2 separate regions of the Homo sapiens genome follow, and region 2 is linked to region 1. A link is an interaction called in ENCODE POLR2A ChIA-PET data of the cell type or tissue named here. Cell type or tissue: MCF 10A. All regions are shown on one strand. Links, peaks and the distances in the headings refer to the core of each region. The heading gives the core; the rest is flanking DNA.

Region 1 (6,195 bases), core at 487-5,486:
CAGTTGGATGGCTCCTCCCACGGGGAAGCAGGGCTGAGCAGGCCATGGGAGCGCTGTGCCTGCTGCCACCAGCTCAAGGGCCACATTCACCTTAGGTGTCACTCCCCACCCATCTCTGCCAGGAGGAGCCTTCCACCATCAGCCGAGTGGTGAGGAGTAGGATGCAGGGAAAGGATGGAGACAAAAAAGCCTTGCTTACATTTTTTGCCTGTTCCCATTGGGCCCCCAAGGAGAGGCTGACCACAGATCCATCTAGGCTGAGCAGAATTAATTTCCTAATTAAGATAAGGAGAAGCTGTGCTCATTCAAACTCCAGGACAAGCTGCCAGCCAGGTTTGCTGTTGGCCAGGCCAATTTGTCTGAGAGGAGTGAGGGCCAAGAGATGGAGGAGCTCTTTTTCTAGAAAACCATGGCGATTCCATCCATTGTCCGGAGTTCATGTTCTGCACCCTAGCCAGCTGGGCTTGTGAGACCTTGGCAGCAAGTCCCTTAACCTGTGAACGCTTTTGTTGTTCACAGGCTTGGAAATCTGAGGGAGAAAGGTACCCAGCTTTGTTCATGCAACAAACATTTATTTAGTTTTCTGAATGGCTCGCCGTGGACTAGAAGCTGAGGAAAGAAAGTCAGGTTCAAAGAGCTCCTGCTTGGGAGCTCAGCGTCTGATGTGGGAGGCAGACAGGCGGGTATGGCACAGCGCTAGGGTCTCAATAGTGGGCATGTTGAGAATCTGCCTCAGTTTCCTCATTGATGAGGTGAGGAAGTGGACTGTTGGTTTCCTCATTTCAAATGTGTCCAGGGAATTTTTTTCCCCCATCTGTTCTCTGCCGGGCTCTGGGATTCAGTGGAGAACAAGGCAAGGTCCTCCCCGACCCTCTCCTGATCCCACATTCAGCTGAGGGAGGCAGACAACAGACTGACAAAAATATGCAGCTGCAGAGGAAGTGGACAGGGAGGTGTGGGAAGATGGTCAAGTGAGGATGCCCTCCGAAGAGGGGTCAAGGAAGGCCTCTCTGGGGTGGTGACATTTGAGCCAGCCGTGGGAGGATCAGAGAAAGGCCTGCCAGGTGGGTAGCACAGCTCGTGCAAAGGCTGGGCCTGCGTGGGCTGCGGACAGAGACATCATGAGGCACAGAGAGGTGCCAGACCCTGACATTCTGCAGTCTTCTGGTGCAGGGAGAGACTGAGGATAACATTGTTCTCTTTCATTTTATTGTTTTTCTCTGATTTAAATAATATATCAATGGATTTCCTTTTTTTTTTTTTTTTTTTTTTGAGATCTAGTTTCCCTCTCATTGCCCAGGCCGCAGTGCGGTGGCGCGATCTCAGCTCACCTCCGCTTCCCGGGTTCAAGCAATTCTCCTGCCTCAGCCTCCCAAGTAGCTGGGATTACAGGCGCAAGCCACCACGCCCAGCTAGGATTTCCTTTATAAATGAAAAATATAGGAAAAGATGGAGCACAGTGTGAGGGTCCATCCCCTCCTTTGTATCTGTCCACAGATGGGTGCATACCCTTCTAGTCCTCCGTTGTATGTGCAGATTTTGTGTTTACATAATTTGAATCATACTCAATACTCTACAACTTATACCACTTAGTGTGTGGTGGAGCTCTTTTTCACAGCGTCGTCATATTCCACACTGCAGCCAAACCATCATTTCCTCTCATTGTGTCCTAAGGAGAGACTTTAGGTAATGCCTCATTTTCCCTGTATGATCAATGAAATCTTGTGTGTCCTTCATCATGCATCTTTCTGAGCAAGTGTGATTATTTTAAATTTTCATTGTCAAAGCCAAATGCCCTTTGCAAAGATTTACCCAGTTTACTCTTTCACTAATAATAGTGCCTGAATGCCCATTTCTCTACAGACTCACCTAATTTTTTTTTGAGACTGAGTTTCGCTCTTGTCACCCAGGCTGGAGTGCAATGGCATGATCTCAGGTTACAGCAACCTCTGCCTCCCAGGTTCAAGCGATTCTCCTGCCTCAGCCTCCCAAGTAGCTGGGATTACAGGCAAGCGCCACCACGCCCAGCTAATTTTGTATTTTTAGTAGAGACTGGGTTTCTCCATGTTGGCCAGGCTGGTCTCAAACTCCTGACCTCAGGTGATCCACCTGCCTCGGCCTCCCAAAGTTCTGGGATTACAGGCGTGAGCCACTGCGCCCAGCCCCCAAATTTTTGATGTTATCCACATTTTTAGTTTTAGCTAATGTGATGGGGTGGGGGGGCGGGTGGAATCTCATTGTTCCATTAAAAAAAATGTTTATTCAGGCTTTGTCCTTTGATTCTAGTCCACTTTTGTCTTTCCAGAAGATCAAAGTTTATTGAGTGCTGGTTCTGCCTCTTATTGGTCTCCTGACCTCAGCTGGGTACTCATCTGTGAAATGAAGCCCTTTAATCCCTGCCCGCCCCTGCCCCCCACTAGGCTGCTGTATTTTTTGCATGGGAAAACATTCCTGAAAGTTCATTTTATGCTGAAAAGCTCTGCAAACATGAAGAGGCATGGTTTTTACTAGCGAAATGGAAATATCTGGAACATTTGAGTGAATTCAGGTGTTTCTAAACAGCCAGCATATCCAGGGGAGGAGCTGGGGTGACTTTGCCCTTGTGCAGTGGAGCTGGCCTTAGGTGGGAGGTGTCTGCCTATTGTCCCAGAGATGCACGGGGCCTTACCTGGCTGAGAGCCATCTGGCTGGGCTTGAGAGCTCTTCTCAGAGGGCTGGCTTAGTCAATGATCTGTCACCTGTCTGCAGGAATAAAGAAATGAGCCAGGAGGACAGAGAGAGTTCCGTAGCTGGTCCAGAGAAAGGCCCAGAAAGGGGCAGTGGCCACCACAGACTAAACCCTGTTTACTTGCCTGTGTGGTCCCAGGAGGCATCGGGCCCCATGATAGAGGAGCCAGGGAACTGCTGACCATGGCCTGGGCCCCAGAGGAATTCATTACTGCTGGGTACCTGGGGACGTTTTGGCCAGGCTCTCCCCACCCTTCAGGAAGCAACATCCAGGTTTGGCCATGACTCCCCTGCTGCCCTGGAGATGACTCAGAACCAAGCTTCAGAGGAGGCTCCTGTGATCCCAGCCAGCCTGACCTACTTGGAACAATCTCAGGGACAGATGTAGGTAGGGGGAAGGGAGAGGGTAACCAAGGGGACAATGGGACCCTCAAAGGGCTTTGGTAGGGAGGGCTTCTGCCTTTATACCTCTGCAGCTAGTGAGCAGGAGAAGGGAAAGGGGAGGGGCCTCGCTGAAAGCAGTTTTTGCGTTTATTAGACACCTCCTGATTCTGAGAGTTGGGTGTTTCATTAAGAGAGTAAGGGAAGCATCTCACTCTAGAGCTGGTTTTGCATGGGTCCTCCTGGGGCGGGGGGGTGGGTCGGCTGCCTTTGCTGGGCTCCTGTCCCACTGCCATTGTGAGCGCAGCTTGAAGGCATTTCGCTGAGTTGGAGTGAGGTCGAATCACCAGGTTTCTTTTCAGGCATCAACTGGTATATCTGTGTTGCAGGAAGTTGCAGTTGCTATTTTTACCACTCCAACCAGGACTTTTTACTGGGAGGTACAATTACAAGCAAAATGCCAGGGTTTGGCTGGTTAGCTAAGCCGTGGGAGGCTGCTGCGGGCTGAGGCAGGGGCCACTGCACATGGTCCTTTGCTGTGTTGTACAAAGCAAGACACGTTTGCATGTGGACACACACCTACCCTGGTTGCTGGGTGGCTTTGTCTGAACCACTTCCTGTGCCTGGAGTTTCCTCTAGGTGGAAAAAAAAAAAAAGGACTTTGCTGGGTTTTGCTCAGATAATTGTACCTGGCTGCCAGGGCAGCTCCAAAGCTGTAAGCAATGTAGTTCTGACTGCCCAGAAGGTTGAAACTTTGTTAAATGAAATTGAGAACCTGCTCTATACTACCCACTCTGCTAAGGACCAGGATATAGGAATACATCAGTTGGCCGGGCGTGGTGGCTCATGCCTGTAATCCCAGCACTTTGGGAGGCTGAGGCAGGCAGATCACGAGGTCAGGAGATCGAGACCATCCTGGCTAACATTGTGAAACCTCGTCTCTACTAAAAATACAAAACATTAGCCGGACGTCGTGGTGGGCGCCTGTAGTTCCAGCTACTCAGGAGGCTGAGGCAGGAGAATGGTGTGAACCCGGGAGGCGGAGCTGGCAGTGAGCCGAGATCACACCACTGCACTCCAACCTGGGTGACAGAGAGAGACACTGTCTCAGAAAAAAAAAAAAAAAGAAAAAAGAAATACATCAGTCTCTGCTCTCTAGCATCACATGTCCAGGAATTGAAAATGCAGAAAGCGTGAGTTGTCTTCTGCTCCTTTTGGATAATTACCTGGTGTGTTTTTAATGTCTATACATTATGACTAGAGGCCAGGTGGGGCTTATATTGGTTTCTGTTACAGCATAACACATCATCACAGGCTTAGTGGCTTAATCAGTTCCTATTGATTAATGCACAGTTCTGTAGGCTGGAAGTCTGGGCTGGCCTGACTGGGTTCTCTACTTAGGGTCTCACAAGTCCAAAATCAAGGTGCAGCTGTACTGGGCTCTTGAGGCTCTGGTGAAGAATCTGCTTCCAGGCTCAGGTTTTTGGCAGAATCGAGTTCCTTATGGTCGTAGGACTGAGGTCAGTCCCCATTTCCTTGCTGGCTGCAGCCGGGTTCTAGTCTCAATGCCCTCCATCTTCAAACCTGCAGTGATGTGTCACATCCTTTCTTGCTTTGAATCTCCGACTCTTTTACTTTTGGGACCAGCTGGAGAAAACTCTGCTTTTTTTTTTATTTTTTTATTTTTTTTGAGATGGAGTTTCGCTGTTGTTGCCTGGGCTGAGTGCAGTAGAGCAACGTCAGCTCACTGCAACCTCTGCCTCCCAGGTTCAAGCAATTCTTCTGCCTCAGCCTCCTGAGTAGCTGGGATTACAGGTGTGTGCCACCAAGCCTGGCTAATTTTTTATATTTTTAGTAGATACCGGGGTTTCATCATGTTGGCCAGGCTGGTCTCGAACTCCTGACCTCCGGTGATCCGCCTGCCTTGGCCTCCCAAAGTGCAGGGATTACAGGCATGAGCCACCGTGCCCAGCCAACTCTGCTTTTAAGGGGCTTATTGACTAGATCAGGCTCACCCAGATAATCTCCCTTCTTTAAGGTCAACCAATTGATCAGTAACACCATTAATTACCTATGTAGCACACATTAATTAGATTTGAAAATCTCTGTCATGATCACAGGAATCAGGTCGACATCCATGGACCTGCATCAATAACAATATGATTAATAACAGCAGCTGTCATGAATCAAGCAAAATTTGTGTCCCACCATGCTACACTCTTTACGTGTATTCTCTCTTAATTCTGAGGATGGTACCTCGAGGTCAGGACAGTTATTGTCACCCCTGTTTTTCAGATGAGAAAACTGAGTCTCAGAGAATTTCAGTATCTTGGACCAGTTTTACAGGTAGCAATGGCAGTGCTGGGATTTGAAACCAGGGACTCTTAGCATCTAACCTTCCTGGTAGGCTGCCCAAGGTCGGTATCTGCAATTCGCTTTGTATGATTTATGGAACACCATCCAGAAAAGAGTTAAGGTTTGCTTTTTCCCATCTAGCATTTAAAATTCTTTTTTTTTTTTTTTTTTATTGAGGTGGAGTCTTGCTCTGTCACCCAGGCTGGAGTGCAGTGGTGCGATCTCAGCTCACTGCAAGCTGCACCTCCTGGGTTCAAGCGATAGTCCTGTCTCAGCCTCCTGAGTAGCTGGGATTACAGATGCCTGCCACCAAGCCTGTCTAATTTTTCTATTTTTAGTAGAGAGGGGGTTTCACCATGTTGACCAGGCTAGTCTTGAATTCCTGACCTCAGGTGATCCGCCCACCTCAGCCTCCCAAAGTGCTGTGATTATAGGCATGAACCATCACTCCTGGCCTAAGATGTTTAAATATGGCTGGGCACAGTGGCTCATGCCTGTAATCCCAGCACTTTGGGAGGCCAAGGCAGGTGGATCACCTGAGGTCAGGAGTTCGAGACCAGCCTGGCCAACATGGCAAAACCTCATCTCTACCAAAAAAAAAAATACAAAAATTAGCCAGCCGTGGTAATCCCAGCTACTTGGGAGGCTGAAGCAGGAGAATAGCTTGAACCCAGGAGCTGGAGGATTGCAGTGAGCCGAGGTCGCATTGCTGCACTCCAGCTTGGGCGATAG
Region 2 (6,195 bases), core at 583-5,582, 1.2 Mb after region 1:
ATACCTAGCCAGCACCAAGGTGAAGAGAAGGCACATTGCTTGCACTACAGAAACCTTCTGCAGGCTGCTTCCTGATCACCATGCCTCTGTACGCTCATCTTGCCTTATGTTTCTCTAGTGTTATCACTCATATATGCATCCTTCAACAATACAGTGTAGTGTTGCCTATTATTTGGGCTTTTGAAAATCATAGTATATGTATTTTTTCATATCTTTGTTGTGCTCAACGTTGTGTGTGAAATTTGTTCCTATTGTGTGTAGCTATAGTTCTTTTGCATTGCTGTATTTACTCCATTGTTTGAATACACCATACCATTTATCCCCTTGACTAGATACAGACATGTGGGTGGTTTCCAGTGTTATTAGGAACAGCGATTGCTGCTATGGTCATTCTTGTCTGTATTTCATGGTACCCTTGTGCCAGCATTTCTCTGGGGCTCATACTTAGGAGTTGGATGACTGAGGCATGAGGATCAATTTCTTCTTTTACCCAAGAGTTATCTAGAACAAAAAAATTTAAAAAGCATTTTCAGGTGGCTTTTGAGGTATTTTTAGTGCATCAATATGGTCAGAGAATATGGCCTGTGACCTTTCAGTGAGATTTTCAGCAATCATTTAGACTTCACTATTGGTGTTACTGTTGCCTTTGCTTATTGCTCTTCTTGTATTATGTCTCCTGCTCCCTGCCCCTCAAGTATATCCCTGAATAATATCCTGGGTTTTTTTTTTCCTAGAAAGGGTTTGTGGGGATGTGTATGGAGTGTGTTCTGTGCACTTGCTGTCTGTTATCATTTGTTCAACAAATATTTGACTCTGTATAAAGTACTCCATCCATATCGGTGTGGAGAATCCAGAGGCAAACATACACAGATATGCTTCCTGTCTTGAGGGAGCTAGATATAGAATTCTGAGATCATAATTGAGTTTCTTTCCAGGTCTTTATACTTTTATGTTCTGATATTGTTGTAGATGAAAAGTCTGATGCCTATCTGATTCTTAGTTCTTTCTGATAGTTAGTATGATTTTCTGTGTAACTGTAAAGTGTGGGGGTTTTACTTTTTTTTTTTTTTTTGAAACAGAGTCTCACTCTGTCACCCAGGCTGGAGTGCAGTGGTGCTATCTTGGATCACTGCAACCTTCACCTCTCAGGTTCAAATGATACTCCTGCCTCAGCCTCCTGAGTAGCTGGGACTACAGGCATGTACCACCATGCCCAGCTAAATTTTGTATTATTAGTAGAGATAGGGTTTCACCATGTTAGCCAGGATGGTCTCGATCTGCTGACCTTGTGATCTGCCTGCCTTGATCTCTCAAAGTGCTGGGATTACAGATGTGAGCCACCTTAATGTTTTGCTGAGTCATGTCCATTGTGTCCTGGCCCTTCTGCAACTGGTGTTTTGTTTTGTTTTCTTTTTTGGTTTAGAGGTCTTATTTTTACCTCCTAGAATTGTCTTTTGCATAGTAATCTGTTTTGTATTTTGTGGATACAGTATCTTCTCAATTACTGCTAAAGATTCCAATTAGGTTTTAAAATTCTGCTTATTTCCTTCATTAGCAGTGCTTCAGGTCATTCGTGCTTCTTTGACTTGGCACCTTCCTTTCAGGTTGCTAATTTTCTTCAACTCTCTGATGATACATGGTTATCTGTTCATTTATAGGTGAGGTATACCTTTGATCAGTATGAGTTGTTATGAGTGTCTTCAGAATTGTCACTCTTTTCTGCTGTGGCCTCCCCCTCCTTGTTGGCAGACCTGTGCTCTTCCTGTGGCATGAGGGTGGGGAGGTGCTGGTTGGTGAGCTTTCCAGATTTTGAGCTTAAAGGAAGAGGCAGAGCCTGTTATAAGATTTTGATGCTGCATTGAGTTACATTGAAAAAGCATTCTGTCTTTTCTCTCTGGTTTTGACACTGATAGTGAGAGACCATCAAGACAGGCTTCCTATTACCAGAGTGATCCTTACCAACTATAGTTGGGACAGTACAGTGAAGAATGTTTGATCCTTCAAACAGAAGTGGCCCCTCCATTATTTGGATTGTGTTTGTGGCTTTCTCGCGCCCAGCAGTCTGATTTCATCTGCTTTGTATCTTCTAGCATGTCCTTATAGTTTTGGTTCACTAAGGGTATTCTTTTTGTATTTGTTGTTTTGCTGCTGCTGCAGCCGACTTACTCTCTTTTATAAAGTTCTGTCATTTCAGTGGGGTTTTAGAAAGAGGACCAGGTCACATCTTGAAATGAAATTAATCTTAGGATTTCACAGCCCTAACTCACTTTTTGTTTTGATTAAATTACTTCCCCTTTTTGATGGGGTAGGGGCTCAGCTATCTCGTGTAAAATTAAGGCTAGTAACTGGGCTAGTGGTGACAGACCCAGATGCATGTGAGAATCACCTCAGAGAGCTTTTGCAAAACAGATTCTTCTGCAAAAATGCTCTTTCAACCACTGATGCAACCAAATTCTTTGGGACTTTGAGGCTAGGTATATATTCTTTAGATACCCAGAATAATTGGCTTTGGAATATAAGAATTTAGGGAAATGAAGAAGGGGTGAATTACATTTTGGAAGCTGCTGCTTAGATACTGCTGAGACCTTTGTTGGTCTTCATTTCTGGATCCTAGTTTCTTGATCTTTTACATATTCTGGGTTCTAACCTGAACTGGCCTTTATGGTTAAAGATGTATTTATATACTGTGTCCTGGCCAGGAAGCTTGCCTTTTGACCTTTGCCCAAACTGGGTACGAAGGCCCCTCCTAAAAATTCATTAGATTAATTTCTGAACTTGATAATTGTAATTTGTGTTAATTGGTAAATTGTGTCTTGTAGAGAGATATTTGATAGTAAATTACATGTTTTTAAAAAGACAATTTGCTTTATAGTGAGGTGGTAATCAATTCATACTCTTAGTTTTGGGAAGTGTCTATTATAAGTAACACATCTGACCTCTTAAAATGTAAGGAAATTGAATTTATGTAATGATTCAGGCTTTTCAAAGTTAAAAATGTAGCTGTTTTGAGGAATTGATAGTTTGGTGTATTTATTTTAAACAAAATAATCCTTTGATCTTATGCACATAGCCGTACAAATAAAATGTTTTCTTATTTTAAATTAGATTATGTTTTAAAATTTTTTTCAGTTTTGCTTTATATTTGACTGATTGCTTTTCTTTATTCCTAAGGCATTCATTAAGTTGAATTGTTCAAAATTGTTTCATTTTTAAAAGCTGAGAACTGTTGTTTGTCAAATCAAAGTTGGATTTAAAAATGCACATTTTAACTTTAATAAGCTCTCTGGTAGTGGGACTGCAGTGACAGATGGTTGGGAGTTTGTCACTAAAGCTATGACACCAGTCTTCTAAGGTGCATATTTGTTCTGTGTAGTTCTGGCAGATTCTTTCTCTATTTCAGAATGGGACAACAGAAGAAGTGACTTCAAAAGAAGAGGAAGAAGAAGAGATGGATGAAGTGGGTATTTTATATAAGAATAACATTTTGGCCAGGTGAGGTGACTCATGCCTGTAACCCCAGCACTATGGGAGGCCATGGCGGGTGGATCACCTGAGGACAGGAGTTTGAGACCAGCCTGGCCAACATGGCGAAACTCTGTCTCTACTAAAAGTACAAAAATTAGCCGGGCATGGTGGTAGGCACATGTAATCTCAGCTACTCAGGAGGCTGAGGCAGGAGAATTGCTTGAATCCGGGAGGTGGAGGTTGCAGTGAGCCAAGGTCGTGCCACTGCACTCCTGCCTGAGTGACGAGCAAGACTCTGTCTCAAAAAATATATATATATATATATCATAAATATCTTCTGTTTTGGACATTTGAGTAATTCTCTAATCTCCTTTATAAAGAACTATTAATATGGAATAATTGAAAGCACATCGTATTTGGAATGGAATGTAATTTATAAATTCTGGCTTTACCTCTAACTCATGATATGCCTTTGAGCAAATTGTTTTATCTGAATTCTTGGATTTTATTTTCTGGAAAACAAAAGCTCTTAAGTTTTAACACTAAAATTATATTTAATACTAATCAGTACTTAACCTGTATTTGGTTATTTTTTGGAAGAGAAACTACTGAGTTTAAAAAATTTTATGTTTGCATAAAAGGAGAATTTCAGAATATTTTAGAGACTACCTGTCAGAAGTAGTGAAACTGTCTCTTGCTGAAAAATCATTCAAAGAAATTTGTCTTAGTCTGTTTTATAGTATTGTGACAGAATAACAGAGAGTGAGTAATTTATGAAGAGCAGTCATTTATTTTCTGACAGTTCTGGAGTCTGGGAAATCCAAGATGAAAATATCAACATTTGGTGTCTCAGGACCTTCTTGTTTTATCCTCACATGGTAGCAGGCAGAAGGGCAGGAGAGCAAGCTGGTCCAATGTGTGAAGCCTCATTCATAAGGGCCTTAATCCCATGAAGGAGAAAGGAGCCCTCTTGGCCTAATCACCTCTTAAAAGTCCTACCTCTTAATATCATCACATTGGCAACAGTTGAATTTTGGAGGGAATACATTCAAACAGTAGCAAATTTAGTAGAGCAAATTCCAAAGACATTGAGCCTAGGCCAGTTGTCAGTCATGGGTATAATTTTAGATGTTTTCTGGCTCTGAAGCCTTGCATTTAAATTTGAACTTCAGAACAAAGATCTATGTCTCTGCATTGACCAAATAGAATGTATGTGAATTCCATGGTATTGATTGTTTTAAAAGATTTTTTTCTGTTTGAGGTCTTATAATTAATTTAGGCTTTCATTTTCTTGGTTTGGAAATTATTAATCTAAAATGTACTTTAGAGTGCTTCAGAACTAAAAAAGTAGTGTTGTAGGCTTGCTTTTGTTTGTTTTTTGAGACAGGGTTTCACTGTCACCCAGGCTGGAGTGCAGTAGCGCCGGCATGGCTCACTGTAACCTTGAACTCCTGGGTTCAAGCGATCCTCCTGAGTAGCTGGGACTACAGGCCGGTGCCCCACGTCCAGCTAATTTTTATTTTATTTTATTTTATTTTATTTTATTTTTATTTTTTATTTTAGCGTTTGAGTCTCACTCTGTTGCCCAGGCTGGTCTTGAACTCCTGACCTCAAGTGATCCACCACCTCAGCCTCCCAAAGTGCTGGGATTACAGGTGTGTGCCACTGTGCCTGGCTGTAGGCTTGTTTTATGAGTCTGGGAGTAAAATACTTCTTAAAATTGTCCAATTAGAATGAAAGTCTGTTTTAATGTTTTTATGCAGTTTAGCTTAGGTGGAATAAACTGCATGAAAACATTAAACCTTTTCCATAGGTCAGGCAGCCATTGTACTAAAGTTCATGAACCCTTTCATTTTCCCTTCACAAGATAAAAAACAAGGGACCGCAACTTTGAGGGAAATCTAGAAAGGTAGGAGACTGGACTTTGGAGTTGTCAGATTAGGACAGGTGAAAAGCAGATATTCTAGGCTCCTAAAATAATGTGGGAACAGGCCCAGAGCAACTTTGGACATGGTGTGTTTGGGTGCACTGGATGCTTTTCTTTTGAGAAGGAAGGTTGATGTGTTGAAGTCATGGAAAGCAAGATTGTCCAGAAAAGACAGATGGACAGAAGTCTTGAATTTGAGACAGGCATGTTTCTATTTGGTGTGTTTGTTGATAAGAAGGCCTTAAGCAGGGAATCGTGTGCTGAGAATATTGTTTTAGAAAGATATGTTGAATTCTGTTTGGGATGTGCTGATTAATACTTAGGTGGAGAAGTTTTGTGGATGGGAACATGACTGAGGTTGAAGGTACAGGTGGAAATACAGGCCAAAGGCATTTGTGAGCATTGTGGGGAAAACAAATGTGGATAGAAGATCAGGGCTGAAAGGTGCACACAGGGAGAAGGGAGCTCCATGAAGTACAGACTCATGGGCAGAGTTTGAGTGAAGGTAGTCGGTAGTCTGGTCTAGAAGTCGGTGAATTAGCTGGCTTGGGAAAAAAAATCGAGATAAATATAAACTACCCCTTTAGAGATTTTGGCAATTGAAGTAGAAATATAAGGTAATTGAAAAAAGTTAGGATTTAAACAATTCTGCATATGTTTGTATATATGTAAGAACAGATAGTATGGGAAGGGAGGGAGCAGAATGATGTGAATAAAGATGTTATTCTGTGGGGTATTATTCAAATTCTTTTGAAATTATTATTAGTTTTTGAGATAGGGTCGCTGTCACCCAGGGTGGAGTG

The links. ChIA-PET counts read pairs that join two places held together with the same protein. Peaks named below come from ENCODE experiments on the same cell type or tissue, not always from the same donor. Only the 100,000 strongest peaks of a DNase experiment are listed, where the experiment ranks them.
Region 2: POLR2A ChIA-PET joins it to region 1 with 5 read pairs; 2 of 35 experiments call an interaction of 5 or more read pairs at or near these places.

Annotation. Positions count from the first base shown.
Region 1 is chr15:85,783,134-85,789,328 of GRCh38, reverse strand. All of the region lies in intron 1 of KLHL25 (kelch like family member 25), which reads left to right. Among named protein-coding and RNA genes, the nearest start is that of KLHL25, 8.7 kb to the left of the region's middle. RefSeq lists an enhancer at 1-480. In MCF 10A, for the core only: no CTCF peak of the experiment used is centred there; DNase peaks (open chromatin) are centred at 3,038 and 3,568.
Region 2 is chr15:84,543,483-84,549,677 of GRCh38, reverse strand. It overlaps the pseudogene UBE2Q2P1. Among named protein-coding and RNA genes, the nearest start is that of LINC00933, 24 kb to the left of the region's middle. In MCF 10A, for the core only: no CTCF peak of the experiment used is centred there; no DNase peak of the experiment used is centred there.